2 separate regions of the Homo sapiens genome follow, and region 1 is linked to region 2. A link is a loop called in an ENCODE intact Hi-C map of the cell type or tissue named here. Cell type or tissue: prostate gland. All regions are shown on one strand.

What was found. Hi-C counts contacts between places; a loop is a spot of excess contacts. Peaks named below come from ENCODE experiments on the same cell type or tissue, not always from the same donor. Only the 100,000 strongest peaks of a DNase experiment are listed, where the experiment ranks them.
Region 1: a loop joins it to region 2, with 6 times the contacts of the local background. A loop is called at or near these places in 5 of 110 quality-filtered maps.

Annotation. Positions count from the first base shown.
Region 1 is chr12:56,766,180-56,770,179 of GRCh38, reverse strand. The region is part of intron 1 of HSD17B6 (hydroxysteroid 17-beta dehydrogenase 6); the gene reads right to left. Among named protein-coding and RNA genes, the nearest start is that of HSD17B6, 4.9 kb to the right of the region's middle. In prostate gland, no CTCF peak of the experiment used is centred here; a DNase peak (open chromatin) is centred at 1,549; H3K27ac peaks cover 2,775 bases.
Region 2 is chr12:57,245,752-57,249,751 of GRCh38, reverse strand. It overlaps STAC3 (SH3 and cysteine rich domain 3), which reads left to right. Exons shown (of 12, transcript NM_145064.3): 2 at 115-181; 3 at 444-711; 4 at 949-1,046; 5 at 1,554-1,626; 6 at 2,851-2,948. The coding sequence starts at 116. Among named protein-coding and RNA genes, the nearest start is that of STAC3, 3.4 kb to the left of the region's middle. RefSeq lists an enhancer at 795-854. In prostate gland, no CTCF peak of the experiment used is centred here; no DNase peak of the experiment used is centred here.

The DNA.
Region 1 (4,000 bases), 480 kb after region 2:
TCTCTTTCTCTCCTTTTCCCCTCTTCCCTCTGTCTCTCTCCTTCCTTCTCTGAAGCCCTTTGCCTCTCTCCAATCTGAGAGCTCTGTGTTCTCTAGCCAGCTGCCTCTGTTCTGCCTAAGTGGCATTCCCTGGTGCACTACAGTAACACAGAGAGCTTCAACCTGACTGTTTATTGACTAAAAGGTAATTTTCTGTTGCCAGTCAAAGATGAAAACGTATTTCCCCCATTAGAGAGAAGCTTGGCCCTCACAGTTTCCCCGGGCATTACTATTCAGCCATCGCATGCCTAGCAGCAAGAAGACCTGCAGAAGAGATACACCTGGCGGAATCCCAAACCCTAGGCCAAACCTGAATGTGCCTCGAATATTTCAAATGTCCAAATACCCGAAGTGGCGTGGCCTGCTTGCTTTTACAAACCATTCATCTGCAAAAGCTGTGCAATTACTTTACGTTTTTGCCTTTGACTCAAATTATTTATACACAGTACTTAAGCTGCTATTTCTTGATTTACCAATTTTTGACATTCTCAATTAACTTCCTGCTATGGTAAATAAGAATTCAGCTTTCTTACATCATATTGTCAGTCTCTTCCTTTCTCATCTACACTATGCTATCTGGTTAATTTTATTTAATGAGTTTTGAGGTCGAGCCTAGAAAACACCTTCATAATCACACATGCATAGGTTAAGAACTTCCACTGTTTATTTCAGGTCTGATCCCCATCTTGGGCTTCATCATTGCTTGAAGCTACTCTCCCACAAAGATCTTGAAAAGCTAGGCCAGGCACGGTGGCTCACGCCTGTAATCCCAGCACTTTGGGAAGCTGAGGCAGGCAGATCACCTGAGGTCAGGAGTTCGAGACCAGCCTGGGCAACATGACTAAGCCCCATCTCTACTAAAAATACAAAAATTAGCTGAGTGTGGTGGCAGTGCCTGTAGTCCCAGCTACTTGGGAGGCGGAGGCACAAGAATCGCTTAAACCTGGGAGGCAGAGGTTGCAGTAAGCCAAGATCACGCCACTGCACTCCAGCTTAAGTGACAGAGTGAGACTCTGCCTCAAAAAAAAAAAAAAAAACCTTGAAAAGCTGAAACTGCCCTCTCTGCACAGCCCCATCCTATCTTTGGGGCTCTTCCCCTCCCCCCACTCCCCTCTACTTCTTTCTTCCTGCTCTGCCTTCCTTTTCCTCAGTCTCTCTCTATTACTGCAATCCTCTCACAGTTTCATTTGCCTCCTTATTCAGCACAGGTCTCATAGTTGGCCATTTTAGGGGTGCTTCACTAGCACCCCAAAGCCTTTACCATCCATGTTCTCTAGCTGCCAGCTGCCAAGTGGTGCTAGAGAAAGACCAGAAAACAAACTTTTATACAACAAATCAATGTTATCCTATCTCAGCTGCGCCCCCTCCCCCCCGCCCACCGCCAATATAAGGCAAACCTTCTGTTTGCCTCCATTTGACTCCTCCCTTATTATTTCGCAACAACACCTGTTCCAAATCTTTACTAGCCTTCAAAATTTCCCAACCTCATGTTTACCTAGCTCTCCTTCCACAGATGAGCATACACGTTGCTTCCCTGCCAAAATCCAGATCTGCTCAACCTGGACACTCTAATTCCTACCCACAACATTTTGCCTGTCATCTCAGGGGGTTCCAGGGCCCAGTGAGGCTACCTCTGCTCTAAATTTCTCTGTATTGTCTTCTATCCTCTTTCTTCTGCCTTTCATCCTCCCTAAGACCATCCTAACCTGCCACCCCTTTAATAACCATCCTCTCTCTTCCCCATATGGCCAAAATATTCAAAGGGCAAGCACAGGCCCTCTATTTTCTTGCCACCCACGAGCTCCTTGCACTTCACCTTCCATTCCCATCACTCTCTGGAAACTCTCTCACAGCTCACCAAGGACCTATTAGCAGACAATTCCCAAGGCTTCCTCTCTCTTCTCCTCAGACCTCACTGCAATATTTAGCACATTCTTTTTTCTTATGATTTTATCTGATTCTTAGATCCTAACCTGGCCTTCAGTGAAGAAGAAGAAGATTGCTTTCAGATCGTGCCATGCTCTCATTGGATTCTGTCTGTGACTCCCTGTCACCCACAGGATAAAGTCAGAACTCCTCAGCTTGACACACGATAATAATAGTGAACAGTTATAGAGAACTTTCCTTGCCAGGCACTGTGTGAAACCATATATATATATACACAATATACACACACACACACACATGGTTTCACACATATATATGTGTGTGTGTGTATATTGTATACGTGTGTGTATACATTGTATATATATGTGTATATACGTGTATATATACACGTATACACACACATATATTTTTATATATACACATATATACACACATATATATTATATATACACACATATATATTATATATACATAATATACACAATATATACACATATATATACGTATATATAATACATATATATTATATATGTGTGTATATATGTGTATATATAATATACCCTCTATTGTGTATATATAATATATACACTATATATATAATATATATAATATATTAATATAATATATATGTTATATATTAATATATGTATGTGTATATATATAATATATATACACAATAGAGGGTATATGCAATTATTTTGTTTTTGTTTTTTTTTTGTTTTCGTTTTGTTTTGTTTTGAGAGGGAGTCTCGCTCTGTCCCCGGGCTGGAGTGCAGTAGCGCGATCTCGGCTCACTGCAAGCTCTGCCTCCCAGGTTCACGCCATTCTCCTGCCTCAGCCTCCCGAGTAGCTGGGACTACAGGCGCCTGCCACCACGCCCGGCTAATTTTTTTTTTTTATTTTTTAGTGGAGACAGAGTTTCACCGTGTTAGGCAGGATGGTCTCGATCTCCTGACCTCGTGATCCTCCCACCTCAGCCTCCCAAAGTGCTGGGATTACAGGCGTGAGCCACCGCGCCTGGCAGTGTATGCAATTATTATGCCCACTTTTCACATGAGGAAACTGAAGCACAGATTAAGGCAAGAATTAAGTGACTTTTCCAAGGTGAAACAGAGTGAATAGTAGAGACAGGATCAACTCCAGAGTGTTCACCTGCAGAAGCCTTGCATCTAACCACTGCACTACACTGCCTTTCCCTTTCAAGACCAGCCTGGGCAACATGACTAAGCCCTATCTCTACTAAAAATACAAAAATTAGCTGATTTTTCATGGTCAGGCCATGGCCTACGTTTGCCCCTTGGCTCCTGTCTCTCACAGCCAGAAGCCATAGTTTAATCCTTCTGACTACCCAATTTGAAGCACACGCTTCTCCGTTCACTTCTGAGATGCTCTACTCCCGTTCTCCTACAGCAGTCACAGACAGCGTCCCTTCCCCTTCACCCCTCCCAGCTCCTCCTCTCCCTTCTCTACCCTAAATGCAAGGACTCCTCAATGCCTCTTGATTGGCCTATCACAGAAGCTTTCTCACTAACCCCACAGTGTCACTCTCACTTCCCCTCTCATCCACATAGGGCTGTCTGGTTAATTTCCCTAAAGCGCAGCTCTGCCGATGTCACTCCCTGAATAGCATTCAACCTACTGAAAATCTAAATCTAAAACCTTAGTTGTACAAGGCCCTCCATGATTGGATCTTGACCTTTTCTCCCCCTCCTCTTTCTCACACTGCCTATGTTCCATCAAAACCAAAGAGCTTTAAAATGAAGGAAGTATGATTTGCTGAGCCTTGGAGGACAGATGGTATTTGACATGCAGAGATTGGGAACCAGGGCATTTCAGGCAAAGGGAATAGTGAGAGCAAAGACCTGGAACATGGCAAGTACAGAGCACTAATAAATGGAGATACCAACAAGACTACTCTGGATGATTCCGACTACCTTTTGTCACACGCGTCCCAGTGAAGAGATCACCAAACAGGCTTTGTGTGAGCAACAAGGCTGTTTATTTCACCTGGGTGCAGGCGGGCTGAGTCCGAAAAGAGAGTCAGCAAAGGGAGATGGGGTGGGGTCATTTTATA
Region 2 (4,000 bases):
CTCATCACATTTCTCCGAAAGCCTCCCCTTTGAGGACCACCCTACTGCAAGGGACAGAAAGGGAGAGAAGAATGAAAGGGATTAGATTTCATAGTGGGGTCCAACCTCTTGCAGGATGACAGAAAAGGAGGTGCTGGAGTCCCCTAAGCCCTCCTTCCCAGCAGAGACTCGGCAAAGTGGGGTGAGTCTGGGCCTCTGACCACTGGGTGTGGGGGGCTGGGAAGCCATTACAGCTGAAGAAGAGTGCTTAAATTGATCTCATTTGTGTGTGACTCATTTTTTGCTGGCCAGCACCTGCAGTCCCCAATACCAATACCCCCCTAATCCTGGGGTACATTCCTTGCCTGAAACTAGAAAACTGTCTAGTTTGCTCTAGCGCCCCCCTACTCTAGAGAGGGTGACAAGTCCTTTTAACATTGGGTTTTCTTCACTCCCTCCCTCAGCTACAGCGGCTAAAGCAGTTACTCAGGAAGGGTTCTACAGGGACAAAGGAGATGGAACTTCCCCCAGAGCCCCAGGCCAATGGGGAGGCAGTGGGAGCTGGGGGTGGGCCCATCTACTACATCTATGAGGAAGAGGAAGAGGAAGAAGAGGAGGAGGAGGAGCCACCCCCAGAACCTCCTAAGCTGGTCAACGATAAGCCCCACAAATTCAAAGATCACTTCTTCAAGAAGCCAAAGTTCTGTGATGTCTGTGCCCGGATGATTGTTCGTGAGTCATGAAGGGAAGTGAAGAGAGTATGATATTGAAGGCAGAGGTTTGGGGAGAGGGCATAGGAGAGGAGTATTTGTAGCAGATGGGCTGTGGCTAGAGTTGGTGTAAGGCAATGCTATTAGAGATTGAGCAAGTAGGGTCCCAGACAGAAAAGGAAACCTAAGAGTAGCAGCAGTGGTACAAAGGGAAAGGGCAATCTGGAACCTTATCTGAATTTTCTCCCCCTTTCCCAAGTCAACAACAAGTTTGGGCTTCGCTGTAAGAACTGCAAAACCAACATCCATGAACACTGTCAGTCCTATGTGGAAATGCAGAGATGCTTCGGCAAGATCGTGAGTAGGCTGTGGAGAGCAAGGAGGGGACATGGCCACGCGTGGTGGCTCACGCCTGTAATCCCAGCACTTTGGGAGGCTGAGGTGGGCGGATCACGAGGTCAGGAGATCGAGACCATCCTGGCTAACACAGTGAAACCCCGTCTCTAAATACAAAAAATTAGCCGGGCGTGGTGACAGGTGCCTGTAGTCCCAGCTACTCAGGAGGCTGAGGCAGGAGAATGGCGTAAACTCGGGAGGCGGAGCTTGCAGTGAGCCGAGATTGTGCCACTGCACTCCAGCCTGGGTGACAGAGCGAGACTCCGTCTCAAAAAAAAAAAAAAAAAAAGAGGGGACATGTCACCAGCCAGCTACCCCTTGCTGGTCTCTCCTCCATCCCATTCATTTCTCTGCTTTTTCTTTCTCAGCCCATCTCTTTTTCTGAGAAAGGGTGAGCACTCCTGGGAGAGATAGGCTTCTGGACCTTACTTTGCTACCTCTAATGCTTCCTCTCATCCCATCCTACAGCCACCTGGTTTCCATCGGGCCTATAGTTCCCCACTCTACAGCAACCAGCAGTACGCTTGTGTCAAAGATCTCTGTAAGTGCCCTTTATGGAACATGAGGGAATGGGCAAGCCTAGAGATGGTTTCATGCCATCTCTAGCTTTGGGAGCCAAATTCTGAAACAGAAACTTTCTGTTTCCCATAATTCTCCCTCAACCTCACATTTTTATATCCATTTGGATGCAGAGGCAATATCCCCATTTTACAGCAGAGGGAGATACGATTTAGTTGCAACTACATACAGTTAGCAAGAGGTAGAGCCAAGACTGGAATCTTCAGTTGCTAGCTTCAGAATCTGTGCTCTTTGTGTGCAAAATCATTTCTAAGCAAGAACAAGGATTCTAGATTGTCCTCATCCTTACTACAGAGTCATATCAGACTCGGGGCAAGACCCAAAGGCTGCAGGCACCCTGGGCAGGTTCATAATTTGGCAACCCAGGCCGGGCGCGGTGGCTCACGTTTGTAATCCCAGCACTTTGGGAGGCCGAGGCGGGTGGATCACGAGGTCAGGAGATCGAGACCACGGTGAAACCCCGTCTCTACTAAAAACACACAAAAATTAGCCGGGCGTGGTGGCAGGCGCCTGTAGTCCCAGCTACTCGGAGAGGCTGAGGCAGGAGAATGGCATGAACCCGGGAGGCGGAGCTTGCAGTGAGCCGAGATTGTGCCACTGTACTCCAGCCTGGGTGACAGAGCGAGACTCCGTCTCAAAAAAAAAAAAAAAAAAAAAAATAATAATAATAATAATAATAATAATTTGGCAACCCTTAAAAACATATTCATTGACAAATTTGCTCAACATTTATTTGGAGGAGAGGCTGAACTCTGTGAAGAGCATGGGTGAAAAAGAAGAACCTATTGGTGGCAGCACCTCAGCTTACACATGCCATTTAGCAGAACAAAAGCCAGCAGTTAAGGGCCCATTCTCCTTAGAAGGAGAATAGTGATTCTGCGCATGTCTCAGCTCCCAAGCAAGCAAAGTTGTGTTTCAAACATCATATAATGCTCTGCCTGGAAGGAGTTCTAATAAATACTTTCCTCCCTCACTTTACATCACCAGTGATGTTTTTAAAGTCCTTTATAGATTGGTGTCCTGGGTATTGCCTAGCTGACCCTTCCCTAATCTTCCCCGCGGCGCCCCCACCGCCACCCAACACACACATGGGTATCCATCTACTCAATCCCACCTCTCCCTTCCTTTCCTCCAAGCCTTTCTCTGCCTTCCCAATAATGTCTTCTTTCTCCTCCCATTCGATTAGCTGCTGCCAATCGCAATGATCCTGTGTTTGAAACCCTGCGCACTGGGGTGATCATGGCAAACAAGGAACGGAAGAAGGGACAGGCAGATAAGAAAAATGTGAGCACTGTACCTCCCCACGAGGTCCCTCCCAGAGATCCCATGGAGCAGGTCATTTTCCCATTTGGAAAGCTGACAGAAGTAATGGATTGTCTTCCCCTAAAATTGCACAAAACTCGGCCAGGCATGGTGGCTCACGCCTGTAATCCCAGCACTTTGGGAGGCCGAGGTGGGCAGATTACCTGAGGTCAGGAGTTCGAAACCTGCCTGGCCAACGTGGTGAAACCCTGTCTCTACTAAAAATACAAAAATAAAAATAAAAAATCCGGGTGTGGTGGTGCTCGCTTGTAATCCCAGCTACTTGGGAGGCTGAGGCAGGAGAATCGCTTGAACCCGGGAGGCAGAGGTTGCAGTAAGCCACTGCACTCCAGCCTGGGGGAGAAAGTGAGACCCTGTCAAGAAAAAAAAAAAAGGAAGGAAGGAAGGAAAGGAAGGAAGGAAGGGAAAAGAAAAGATAAATGTACATATCTGATCAAAAAAATCAACTGCAAAAAACAACTAGAAATCTGGCCTCAAACTTGTTGATATGGAGGTTGGACACAGATAAGGGATTTCTATGGAGTGAATTAATGACTTGTAAGGCACTAGCAATGTGATATGGCTGCTTCCAGAAGGGCTAACATACTCTTGGGTTATATTCTTTTAAGGGAATTATAAAAATTGTGCTGCTCTTTTTTTTTTTTTTTTTTTTTTTGAGATAGAGTTTCGCTCTTGTTGCCCAGGCTGGAGTGCAATGGCACGATCTCGGCTCACCGCAAACTCTGCCTCCCGGGTCCAAGCGATTATCCTGCCTCAGCCTCCCGAGTAGCTGGGATTACAGGCATGTGCCACCATGCCTGGCTAATTTTGTATTTTTAGTAGAGAGGAGATTTCTCCATGTTGGTCAGGCTGGTCTCGAACTCCCGACCTCAGGTGATCCGCCCACCTCGGCCTCCCAAAGTGCTGGGATTACAAGCATAAGCCACCGCGCCTGACCATGCTGCTCACTTTTTACTTACACACTGGAGTATTTTTAAAGGCTGACAGCATAGTCAAGGACCTGGAATCTGGTA